2 separate regions of the Homo sapiens genome follow, and region 1 is linked to region 2. A link is a contact called in ENCODE POLR2A ChIA-PET data. All regions are on one chromosome and are shown on one strand. The core of a region is the stretch at or near the end of the contact, and the rest is flanking DNA. Distances in the headings are between cores, read along the strand shown.

Region 1 (6,694 bases), core at 1,523-4,022, 4.5 Mb after region 2:
AGTCTATTAATGGAGGGGGAGATGCACACAGAGGCACACACGTGGAAAGAGCTTTTGAGGCTGAAAAACTGCTCAGCTTAAAAGAGCTGCAGGCACATCTCTCCAGCCTCCAGGGTTTCCCTTGGTCCCCGTGATGGCAGCCAGCAGCTACAGGTTCTGACATCAGTTGTCTGCTTTCTGCCACCGATTTCTGGGAACCATTGAGGGCAGGAGAGCCTGCCTATGCCAGTGCTACCCTAAGATGTGTACACTGTTGTTTATTCTTCTCCTATCAAGGCTTCTCTTGGGGCGATTCAAGCTGGAATACAGACTGCCGGCGCGGGCCCGGTAGCTCACAGCTGTAATCCCAGCACTTTAGGAGGCTGAGGTGGGTGGATCACGAGGTCAGGAGATCGAGACCATCCTGGCCAACATGGTGAAACCCTGTTTCTACTAAAAATAAAGAAATTAGCCGGGCATGGGGGTGCATGCCTGTAATCCCAGCTACTCGGGAGGCTGAGGCAGAAGAATCGCTTGAAACCAGGAGGCAGAGATTGCAGTGAGCCAATATCACACCATTGCACTCCAGCCTGGAGACAGAGCTAGATTCCGTCTCAAAATTTAAAAAACAAAAACAAAAAACAAAACAAACAAAAAAAAAAAACACAGACTGCCTTTCAGATGTTGTGTATTAGTCCGTTCTTGCGCTGCTATGAAGAAATACCTGAGACTGGGTCATTTATAAAGAAAAAGAGGTTGAATTGGCTCACGGTTCTGCAGGCTCTACAGGAAGCATGGCAGCGTCTGCTTCTGGGGAGGCCTCGGGGAGCTTTGACTCATGGCAGAGGGCAAGAGCAGATGTCTTGTAAGAGCAGACATCTTACATGGCAGGAGCAGGAGCAAGGAGGGGGATGCCACACACTTTAAAACGACAAGATCTCACGAGAACAGCACCAAGAGGACGGCGCCAAACCATTCATGAGAAACCGCGCTCATGAGCCAATCACCTGCCATCAGGACCCACCTCCAACACTGGGGATTACAATTTGACATGAGATTTGGTGGGGACACAGATCCAAACCGTATCCAGTTGTGATAGATTAAATTACTATTCAGCAGATACTCTGTGTGCACTGTGGGCAGAGGGTACTTCCCTGCTCCACTGATATTTTTAAATTATTATTATTATTATTATTATTATTATTATTATTCAAGATGGAGTCTCGCTCTGTCACTCAGGCTGGAGTGCAATGGAGCAACCTCGGCTCACTGCAACCTCTGCCTCCTCAGTTCAAGCAATTCTTCTGCCTCAGCCTCCAGAGTAGCTGAGATTACCGGTGCCTGCCACCATGCCCAGCTACAAAATTTTGTATTTAGTAAAAATACAAAGGGGGGAGGGGGGAGGGATAGCATTGAGAGGTATACCTAATGCTAGATGACGAGTTAGTGGGTACAGCACACCAGCATAGCACATGTATACATACGTAACTAACCTGCACAATGTGCACATGTACCCTAAAACTTAAAGTATAATAATAATAAAAAAAAGTCCAAAAAACACAAAATAACTTTTGTATTTAGTAAAAATGCAAAATAACTTTTGTATTTAGTAAAAATGCAAAATAACTTTTGTATTTAGTAAAAATGCAAAATAACGGCCAGGCAAGGTGGCTCACTCCTGTAATCCCAGCACTTTAGGGGGCCGAGGTGGGTGGATCACCTGAGGTCAGGAGTTCGAGACCAGCCTGACCAACATGGTGAAACCCTGTCTCTACTAAAAATAAAAAAATAGCTGTGCGTGGTGGCGCGTGTCTGTAGGCCCAGCTATTCGGGAAGCTGAGACAGGAGAATCTCTTGAACCTGGGAAGCAGAGGTGGCAGTGAGCTGATATTGCACCAGTGCACTCCAGTCTGGGAGGTTGCAGTGAGCTGAGATCATGCCACTGCACTCCAGCCTGGGTGACAGAGTGAGACTCTGTCTCAAAAAAAAAATACAAAATACAAAATAACTTTTGTATTTTTAGTAGGGACAGGGTTTCACCATGTCGGCCAGGGTGGTCTGGAACTCCTGACCTCAAGTGATCCACCCACCTCGGTCTCCCAAAGTGCTGGGATTACAGGCATGAGCCACTGCGCCCAGCCTGTTCCACTAATATTGAGTTTGAGCTTGGGACTTGATTTGTCCAATGAAATGTTAGCAGACGTGATCAGTGCAGTAGATTGAAGTGCTGATGTGGACGGCTTGCCCTCTTGCCCATCTGCCTTCTGCTATGAATAGGATGTGCCTTGACTAACCACAAGTCCAACTGAGGTAAAAGACTGGTAGGATTTGTTTTCTGGCCATAACCATGCTGACCAAAACAAACAGGATTTCGTCCAGACAGGATAAAGTAAAGAAACCAGTGAAAACCAGCAGATGATGACCAGGGTGATTCTTGGCTGCCCTCGTCGCTCAATAGCATAAGGCACTCCCACCAGCTCCATCACAGTTTACAAATGCCATAGCAATGACCTGGAAGTTATCACTTTTCCATGGCAGTGACCTGGAAGGTACTGCCCCTTTCCTGGAGAGTTCTAAATAATCTGCCCCCTCACTCTGCATTAACCAACCCCTTAACTGACATGTGATTGAAAGTGGGTATAAGTGGGTATAAATACAGTTACCAAGAGCTCATATGTTGCCGACTCTGGGCACACTGCCTATGAGTCACCCCTGCTCTGCAAAGAGCAGTACCGTTCCAGAAAAGATTGCTGTTTAGCACCACCGGCCTGCCCTTGAATTATCTCCTGGGCAAAGACAAGAACCCTCCTGGGCTAAGCCTCAACGTTGGGGTTCGCCTGTCCTACATCACAATGAGGATGGAATCCCACAGAGCAGGCCTGGACCTGCTTGCAGCATGAAGCCTACTCCAGCTGGGCCTAGAAAAGATCAGCCAAACCCTCATTGACCCACAGGCAAATGAGTAAGAAATAAATGCTCACTTTTGCATGCCATTGAGTTTTGGAATTATTTGTTAAGCAATAATAGTTGACTAATTCAAGGGAGCAGGCTTCCCTTTCTTCCCACATTCTCCCTAGCTGTCCTTTTGAATATTAAATCGGCAGCAATTAACACTACTGATCCTCCCACAAGAAGAAAATAAACTTGGAGTAGATTTGCCAGGAATGGGGGGTCCCTTACATGGAGCCACATTCATTATCTTGCCCAGGCTCCCCAGCAAACAGCCTTACCTTATTAATTATCAATATGGTTATACATAGAGCAAAGCTAGTTCAGCTGTTCGAGCCAATTGGCCAAATCCAGGCCCAATGCTGGAGGCTTGGCCTCCTTAATATGTGTAACCAGGCTGGGCATGGTGGCTCACACCTGTAATCCCAGCACTTTGGGAGGCTGAGGCATGAGGATCACTTGAGCCCAGGAGTTTGAGACCAGCCTGGGCAACATGGTTAGACTCTATTTCTAAAAAAAAAAAAAAAGAAAAGAAAAAAAATGTTTTAAATAGCTGGGAGTGGTGGCACCTGCATGGCCACAGCTACTCAGGAGGCTGAGGTGGGAGGATTGCTGGAACCCGGGAGTTCGAGATCAGCCTGGACAACATAGTGAGACTCCGTCTCTACAAAAAAAAAAAAAAAAAAAAATTAGCATGGTATGGTGGTGCACACCTGTGCTCCCAGCTACTTGAGAGGCTAGGGTGGTAGGATAGCTTGAGCCCAGGATGTCAAGGCTGCAGTGAGCTGTGGTAGTACCACTGCACTCCAGCCTCGGCGACAGAGTGAGACCTTATCTCAAATAAAATAAAGTTCGAACTAGCTGGTAACAGAGATCATCCTGGCACACTCAGAATGCTGTGCAGTCACCCATCCTTAGGAATCCATCCATCCCAAGGCGCCGTCCAGCTGCAGAGGTGCTAGATCAAAAGTAAGTGCTTCTAAAAGGTCTCGGAGAGTGGAGGGCAAGGGCTGAGTTCTCAGAAACATTCTTGCCTTGTCTGACATCAGGCAGCTTCTCCTCACCCCCTCCCTGGCCACACTCCTTCCTCACCTGTCTCCTCGCCCCATCCCAGCCCTTCTCTGCAATGCCTCTTCCCTCAGCTTACCCCCTGTCATGGTCCTAATCAATTCCCCAGCCAAAAAAAAATGTGTTCGTCCAGAGAGTTGAATCCTCAAATCACCCAGATAATCAATATTCGACTACTGTGCTACAGAGCAGGAGATCGATTTGCTGCCAGCCATTGCCAGGCAACTGGAAACTTTCATGCCATCCCCCTCCGACGAAGGCACCGTGGATAGTGGGGCAGCACTGCGGGGCTGGGTTTTAGGGATCAGTGGTGTGCAAATGCAGTGGACCGTAGGGAGAAGAGAGGGTCTTGCTGCTTTCTTTTTTAAAAAAATAAAACAGGATCTCACTCTGTCACCCAGCCTGGAGTGCAGTGGCATGATCATAGCTCTCTGCAGCCTCAATTTCCTGGGCTCAAGTGATTCTCCCACCTCAGCCTCCCAAGTAGCTGGGACTTGACAGGCATGGGCCACTGTGACTGGCTAATTTTTTTTTTTGCAGAGACTGGGTCTCACCGTGTTGCCCGGGCTGGTCTCGAATTCCTGGGCTCAAGTGATCATCCGCCTTGGCCTCTCAAAAGGCTGGGATTATAGGCGTGAGCTGCCATGCCCGGCCTTCCTGCTGCTTTCAAGACTTCAGTGATGTTCCATCCAACATTCTGGCTTGAGGAAAATCACTTGTTTAAAAATCCTTTTTACTATAGAAAATTTCAAATATTTGCTCAGAGGGATACTATAATGAAAATCCATGTACTCATTACCTAGCTTTAACAATTATCAACCATGGGTGAATTTGGTTTTATTCTACCAGTCCCTCTCTGCCATCGGATTATAGTTGAGCAAATCTTCAACATCATTCATAGATATTTCAGTATGTATCTCTGAAAGAGAAGAAATCTCTTTTTTCATAAATATTTCAGCATTTATTTGCAAACCTACGATGCCATTCGGTACCTGGTTTAATATAAAAATTTAGTTGTGTTTTTTATTTTTATATTTTTGAGACAGGGTCTCACTCTGTCACCCAGGCTGAAGTGCAGTGGCACCATCCTAGCTCACTGCAGCCTTGACCTCCTGGGCCCAAGTCATCCTCCTGCCACAGCCTCCCCAGTAGCTTGGACTACAGGTGTGCACCACCATGCCTGGTTAATTTTTTAAAAGTTTTTTGTAGAGATGAGGTCTCACTATGTTGCCCAGGCTGTAAAAAGGCTAGTTTTTTTTTTTAAAAAAAAATCTTATTCTCTTATTTTAATTGCAAAAGTAATACACACTCATACTAAATAAAACAATACAGAAATATATAAGAAGGAATCTTAAAAAACAAAAAACCACAACATCATTATCATACTTTCAAGAAATTAATCTTTGTTTCTCCATAGCATCAAATATCCAGTCAGTGTTCAAACTTCCCTAAATACCTTAATTTTTTAAAGTTTTCTTTTAATCGGGAATCAAACAAATTTCAAACATTCAGCTGGGCATGGTGGCTCACACCTGTAATCCCAGAACTTTGGGAAGCCAAGGTGGGCAGAACACTTGAGGTCAGGAGTTTGAGGCCAGCCTGGCTAACACGGTGAAACCCCGTCTCTACTAAAAATACAAAAAATTAGCCAGATGTGATCTTGGCTACTCAGGAGGCTGAGGCAGGAAGATCGCTTAAACCCTGGAGGCAGAGGTTGCAGTGAGCCAAGATCACACCACTGCACACCAGCCTGGGCAACAGACTGAGATTCTGCCAACAAACAAACAAATAAAAAAAACATTGTAATTGGTTGGTATGTTTCTTAGGTTTCTTTTAATCTGCCAGTTTCCCTTGCAGTTTATCTCTTGAAAAGGAGGATCACTGGTTCTGTGGAGAATCCCGCAGCCCAAATCTTACACCCCGTGGTGGGGTTTAGCACGTGCCTCCATCTCCTGCACTGCCAGAAGGTTTCCATGGATTGGAAATTGGACCAAGCAGCTTGGTCAGATTCAGGTTTGACATAGTGGTAAGACTACTTTCTTAGCCATTTTCATCAGGTGTCTAGAATGCCTGGCCTCACATGTTTATTGAAGGAGGAGAAGAAAGGCTACTTTGGAGAAACCCATAGATCCATTTTCCAAGTCTGACTAACCAAGATTCTTCAGAGGTGCTGAGGGATTTATCTGATGACAAAAAAAAATATCTATATCAATAATTAATCTCGAAGTGTCCTTGTTGCAGCCAGTGATAAGAGAAAGCTGCACAGTGCCTGAGTCTAGCAGATCTGCGGAGACCACTCTGGGACAAAATACATAAACACTAGTAAATTACTTCAAAGCTTTTCTCTTTTTTAATTAACTGGAGTAATTTTGTAATAATCCCCATGGCTTGTGTCTTAAAATGCAAGTCAGTTAAGGATCGAATCCATCCTCCCACGGCGTTTCTCTAGTTCTGGGGCTCAGACCACGAGGGCTCAACCCCGCGGGATGGCGGTGACTCAAGGGCTTTCATAAAACACACAGAACTTTCCGGCTTCACTCCAGCCTCGGCAGATGGTAACAAGTGTCAGAAGCATTCAATTAGCCCCTGCATTTGCTCATGATTTAACAAGCTCCGTCTAGTGGCATACCTGTGATATGTGGAGCTGCAGAGACGTAAGCTTCTGAAGGACTCTATAAAAAGCTTTTTGAGAATGATG
Region 2 (6,508 bases), core at 220-2,719:
ATGCCTGGCCACATTCAACAATTAAAGAGTCTAATTTGCCAAGTATTGGAGATAAAATATGCAACAAAAACATCCAGCTCCCCAGTCCAGTGGAAGGAGACCTGATATGGTTTGGCTGTGTCCCCACCCAAATCTCATCTTGAATTGTAGCTCCCATAGTCCCTACATGTCATGGGAGGGACCTGGTGGGAGGTAATTGAATCATGGGGGCAGGTTTTTCCTATGCTATTCCCATGACAGTAAATAAGTCTCACGAGATCTGATGGTTTTATAAAGGGCAGTTCCCCTGCACACACTCTCTTGCCTGCCACCATGTAAGAGGCGCCTTTGCTTCTCCTTTTCCTTCCGCCATGATTGTGAGGCCTCCCCAGCCATGTGGAATTGTGAGTCCATGAAACCTCTTTATCTTGATAAATTACCCAGTCTCGGGTATTTCTTCATAGCACTATGATAATAGACTAACACAGGACCAACATTAATCAAGCACACACAGCAATGAGCTGTGACTGCAGATAGAGGTAGCTTCCTCCAGGCTTAGGAATCCCATTGTGCAAGCAAGCTAACAAAGGATTGGCCTAAAAAGGTAGCGACACAACCTGAGGGAGAAATAATCCATCTGCTCTTGACTTTGGGTAGTTACTTAATCCTTCTACGCCTCGCTTTCTCATCTGTAAAATGGGCCAATATATATGTGACAGTGGGTAGGCTTAAATGTGGCAAGGTCTTTAAGGACTTTAGCAAAGTGAAAACTCTCAATCATGTTAAATTGTGTTAGTAGAAGGGCCCCTTGGAATGAAGGCATCGAGCTTAAGCCCACAGAGCTGGCCCCTGGGCTTCCTGTAGCAATGCTCCAATGCCCACACCCATCTCTTCCCCTGCAGACAGGCCCGGCCTATCCCTGAATCTCAGTAGATTCTGATAGATTCCCTCATCTTTGCCATTCTCTCATTTAGCCTGATTCCAGCGAGAGCCTCTAACCTCCCCTGTTATTTCAGCCCTGGGTCTCTTTAAGCAGCCACTGCCAAGCTGTGGGGGATTCATGGTGATTCAGCCCTGGCCCCAAGCAAGCTGGATGTGCTATCGCTCAGCCAGGATATGGCTGGGAGCCCACAGGCTGCTGCGAAGAGACAAAGCTGTCCTCTCCAGCCTTCGAAATCTCCCTTCCTTCTACTGACAGGCACATTGCGGGTCCAGCCATCATGCCCAAGGTGGTCAGAGGCTGGCTTCAGCCTCTTAAAGATTGAAGGCAAGACAATCATCCACCTCCACCCCAGGAGGAAAATGAGGCAGCTGAGCAGTTTCCTCCTGCTCTCTTACTCTCATGTAAGGCATCGTATCTGAATGTAGACAGAGTATTTGCTTGTTTTCTCTTTCTTAGGAGGCAGGACCAGGGAGAGACCCAGCAAAGAGAAGGTCCCAAGCCTAGCTCAAATCTCCTGGTCCTGGAACATTCAGGAGCCGCCCCACTTCAATGGTAATTGGCCTATTTCCATCTGGTTTCCAAGCAACATGACACAAAATCCCCAGGAACCTTATCACAGAGCCAGTGAACTGGAAGGGGCTGGAGATCGCTCTGGCCCAAACTCCCTGCGCCAAAGCATGCGGGGCGACTCAGACACAAAAGGGAGGAAGGCACAGTCTCTGCCCAGAGCCCACGGTGGCACCAAGAAACTCCTTTTACCACTGAAGAAGAAAAGGAGGTCCAGTCTTTTGGAGGCAAGACAAGGTCACCTACAGAGGGCCTCAGCCGAGCAACTCGCTAGAGGTTGTTTTCTGCATGACCACCTTCCCTGCACCGTGGATCCCTGGGGTGGGTGGTTTAGGGGCTTTCCAGGTAAGAGCCAGGGTCAGCGCCAGGAAATGATGACAAGTCTGTCTGAACCCTTTCCGCAGACATACAATTGACCTCCTCCAGCCAAGCGCTGCTCCAGTTAGAATCTTTCTAAAACTACATAGGCAAATGTCTAGCAATTGTCATTCAACTCTCACAATGAAAGGGTAAAAACTCATTTTAATGTGTCTCCCTTGTACCACTTTCTTAGTATGCCTGAATCCATTTCATCTCAAGGACCATACATCAAGCACTGCCTTCTCAGGTACTCAACTCTGCATGCCTAGATGAAGCCACAGCACTCCAAATCTGATTATGGGGATATTTTAGGAAGACAGCCTTGCATTAAAAACTGAAATCCTAGCCAGGCACAGTGGCTCATGCCTGTAAACCCAGCACTTTGGGAGGCCGAGATGGGAGGATCACTTGAGGCCAAGAGGTCAAGACCACCGTGGGCAATACAGTGAGACCTCCGTCTCTACAAAAAATAAAAAATGGAAAAACTAGCTAGGCATGGTAGTACATGCCTGTGGTCTCAGCTACTCGGGAGGTTGAGGCAGGAGGATAGCTTAAGCCTGGGTGATCAAGGCTGCAGTGAGCTCTGATGGCACCACCGTACTCCAGTCTAGATGACAGAGCAAGGCCCTGTCTCAAAAGAAAAAAAAAAAAGAAAAAAGAAATGGAGTCCACTGAACACTAAAAAAAGGATGAATTTTACTGTATGTAAATTATTCCTCAATAAAACTGACTTTAGGAAGAAAATCCACAGGCTCACCCTTCCTAAAGAAAAAAATACACATATAATATCAGGGAGGAAAAAAAAGAAGGAAATTCACACCTTTTTGCTTGACAGAAGTACGGTGCTTGCTTTTTCAATTAAAACTAAAAGGCTACTCCTTTAGGAAACAAAAGTGGGTTCAGCTCCAACAGCCAAGCAAAGCAACGGACTCACCCCACTGGGGATCCCACAGCTGGAAGGTCCCTGACCTACTTCCGCCCAGATCGCCTGAAAGGCCCACGGGGCACCAGCCAAGAGTGGGAAGCAGAGCCGGGCAGCGGGTGCAGGGTGGTGAGCAGAGCACTCCCCCTCTCGCCCCACAGGACACACACAGGCTGAGGGCAAATGATTCCCAGACAGGGACCTGGTGAACAAAGAGGTTACGCAACTCACTAATCACTCAAGACAGCCAAAAACAGAACCTGACATCACGTGCCTGTGACCATCCCCACGGACTGCCTGTGAACTCCCGTAGAAGGTATTCAACAGTTTGTGGAATTACACTGAGCTTGAGTCGGGCTGCAAATAAAAATAAAGTCACTTTTCCCCTAATCCTGTAAGAAACTGGGCACTCAGGGACACGTTAACTCTTTCATGCTCTCTAGAGCCCATTTGAGTCTCAATGGATTCAAGGTTTGGTGGGATGGAAACATGAGTATAGTAAGAATCATCTTAGACTATAAGAAATTCCAAAAATGGCGGGGCAAAAAAAAAAAAAAGGAAAAAAAGAAAAGAAATGGGGAAATTTTGTTACGGTCTTGCATATAACCAAGGTTTTCTCCTTGTCACGGACCAAACCATGATCTGAGTTTGGAGCCTTCTAGAATCCTGAAAACTAGCAAATCCATCTAGTGACAAGATGCACTAAAGCCCTGTGTGGTTTCTAAAAGTTGCTAAAAACTCTAGAATGGCAAACGTTGATAGGGTGGTAGGAGGATGGGGTACTGCACTGATTATCTTTTTAACCTAGATTTCATTAACAATCACCAATTACCGTATACATCCTAAACACCAGGCACTACACAAAGTAACTTAAAGTTATCAGTGCATTCAATCATCATAGTCCTAAAAGATGGGCACGGCCACTTCTATTTGATAGGTGGGAGCACTGAGGATACCTAGCTAGGTGATGGCAGAGCTGAGACTCAAACCCCCAGCTAACCCCAAAACACACACCCCTAATTTTGTCATCCGGCTCTCTGATTAAAAGTGAGAGGCTTTTCTACCCAGTGTGCTGAGCCCAAGTGCCCAAAGATGAACTGTTTCCATGAGTTGTCAGATTTCTGACCCAGAGATGGCAGGACAGAAGCATCTGACTGGATCAGGGAGGTGGCAGAGGCCCAGGGAAGAGGGAGGGCCTGGCGGTTTCAGTGAAAGTCAAAATGACCTCCCCAAATATGCAGCAGAAATTCTCCAGGTACCAGGCCACTGCTGGAGAGATCAGAGGCTCAAGGCTGCCAAGAACAAGGAACTACTGCCAGAAATAAGTTAAGACCTCCCCACAGGTCTCCAGCGGTCACCCACCGTTCCTTAGATCAGTCTCCACCCTCTAAGTAGAAGACAAAAGTGGATCTCCAGAACCTTGAAGCTATTATGCTCTGTGAAAGAAGCCAGACACGAAAGGCCACATATTGTGAGGTTCTGTTTATGTAGAATATTCAGAATAGGCAAATCCATAGAGCCAGAAAGTAGACTAATGTTTGGCAGGGGCTGGAGGGAAGGGAGAATGGAGAAATGACCGCCTAATGAGCGCAGGCTTTCCTTTTGGGGTGGTGTATGCATACGTCCAGACTCTTCAAAATGTGTGTATTAAACAATGTACAATTTATGCATACCAATTTTCATTCAATAAAGATTTTTAAAGGACTTGGAAAAAAGTTCTGAATACAAATAGTGGTGATGGTTGCACAACACTGTAAATGCTTTCATGTCACTGAACCGTATACTTTAAGTTGGTTAAAACGGTAAATGATGTTATATTGTTATATGTATTTTACCACAGTTTTTTTAAGGTGGAATCTCCAAAGAATCCTAGAACTCATTCAGTCCAAGCCTAAAACCGAAACACGGAGTCGGGGCTTAGCCTCTAAGGGCTGTGAGGGTTAGAACTGGATGTTCCCCTAAGACCCTCAAATTCATAAACTCATTGTTTAGAGAGAGGGTGGTGCCGGCAAGCAGGGAAGGAAGAAGGCCTGCGAGACGGTGAGGCCGGACAGAGCACTGGCTCCTTCTGAGGCGACCAGGGGGAGCGAGGTGCAGCCAGGGAGGCAGGGCCCCCGCCCATGCATCCTCCCCCAGACCCCTCGCCTCTTCCCACCTGGCAGACCTCATGCTTCCTTCCTTGGGGCTGGGAGCCCAGTGCCCTTGGTCTGCATCACAGAGTCAACAACAATTTATCTGAACTGAGCAAACAAGGCAGCCATAAGAGGCGGAACTCTGACAATATTTAATGACTCCGGGGGTGGGGAAGCTTTGCAGGAGAAGGAGGGCAGGCGAGGAAAGGAACCAGAGAGGAGGCAGAAAACTCCAGGGGAAATTCCGTCGGGGGGAAGATAAAAGGGGGCTGTAAAGCAATTTTGACAGGTTAACAGACAGGTAATATTCCAACGGTGTTTACTTAACCAGGCTAGCACTCCATGCAGCGCCGATTAAGCTGCAGCACGAGAGCCTCAGCAGCTAAGGGTTTCACAGAAACAAAGATCTAGTCAGAGAAAACCAAATAACAGCCAGTCAGATGCTGGCAGCCCGGCCTGCAGCTCCCCCAGCTCGGAAGCCACACGGAGATGCTTCCTGGAGACCGATCTGGAAAGATAACTTGCAGCGGGTACCTTGCTGGGCCTCCACCTGGGATCACAGGGCCTAGCATCTGACAGCTCCTCGGAAAGGGTGGGGCATGGGCACCAAGCGCAAAGTGTCCCCTCTTCCCTCCCACGTTGAGGCAGACCAGTTCTCCAATCCTCAGTCCTAGGAAGACAGCCTTGCTGGTCCCACCCGCTGGCCCGGGGACTGCTGGCTCAGGATCTTTAGCCAGCAATGAAATTCATGCCAGCTCCCAAACCCCTATCCACCCACCCAGATGCAAACCCAACGTGTTCTGCCATCTCTTAGCTCTCATACACTGGGCAAGTTCCTTAGTCTCTCGGGGCCTCAACTTCCTCATCTGTAAAATGGGGCAGTAAATTTCACAAGCTTCTTTAATTCATACATCACTATTAATTATCTGTTAATGTCATTGATATAAGTATAAATAATGCAGATAGTCCCCAACATACAATTTTCCTACTTTATGATGGCGTGAGAGCAAAACAAATTCAGCCGAAACCACACTTCAAGTACCCATACAACAATTCTGTTTTTCACTTTGAAGATACTAAAAAAAATTCAATAAATCATATAACATATTCAAGATTTTATTATAGGCCGGGAGGTGGTTCATACCTGTAATCCCAGCACTTTGGGAGGCCGAGGCAGGCAGATCGCCTGAGGTCAGGAGTTCGAGACAAGCCTGACCAAAATGGTGAAACCCTGTCTCTGCTAAAAATAAAAAAATAAAAAAATAAAAAAAATTAGCTGGGCATAGTGGCGCATGCCTGTAGTCCCAGCTACTCAGGAAGCTGAGGCAGGAGACTCACTTGAACCCAGAAGACGGAGGTTGCAGTGAGCTGAGATCGTGCCATTGCACTCCAACCTGGATGACAAGAGAGAAACCCCGCCTCAAAAAAAAAAATAAAAGATTTTATTATAAAACAGGCTTTGTGTTACATGATTTGCCCAACTGTAGGCTAAAGTAAGTGTTCTACTAATGTTTAAGGTACATTAGGCTAAGCTATAGTGTTTGGTAAGAGCAGTGTCTTAACTGCATTTTTGACTTACAATATTTTCATCTTATGATGGGTATC

The links. ChIA-PET counts read pairs that join two places held with the same protein, here RNA polymerase II (POLR2A).
Region 1: POLR2A ChIA-PET joins it to region 2 with 12 read pairs in IMR-90. The contact joins two enhancer-like sites. POLR2A ChIA-PET finds 5 or more read pairs at or near these places in 2 of 52 experiments (IMR-90 and activated CD4-positive, alpha-beta T cell).

What each region holds. Positions count from the first base shown.
Region 1 is chr17:77,043,044-77,049,737 of GRCh38, forward strand. No RefSeq gene overlaps it. Among named protein-coding and RNA genes, the nearest start is that of SNHG20, 42 kb to the right of the region's middle. Within about 2 kb of position 2,773, at least 2 of the 41 ENCODE cell types and tissues checked have a DNase peak (open chromatin) inside an H3K27ac peak, as active enhancers do.
Region 2 is chr17:72,514,007-72,520,514 of GRCh38, forward strand. The region is part of intron 1 of LINC00673 (long intergenic non-protein coding RNA 673); the gene reads right to left. Among named protein-coding and RNA genes, the nearest start is that of LINC00673, 76 kb to the right of the region's middle. RefSeq lists enhancers at 1,091-1,591, 1,739-1,928, 2,891-3,399. Within about 2 kb of position 1,470, at least 11 of the 41 ENCODE cell types and tissues checked have a DNase peak (open chromatin) inside an H3K27ac peak, as active enhancers do.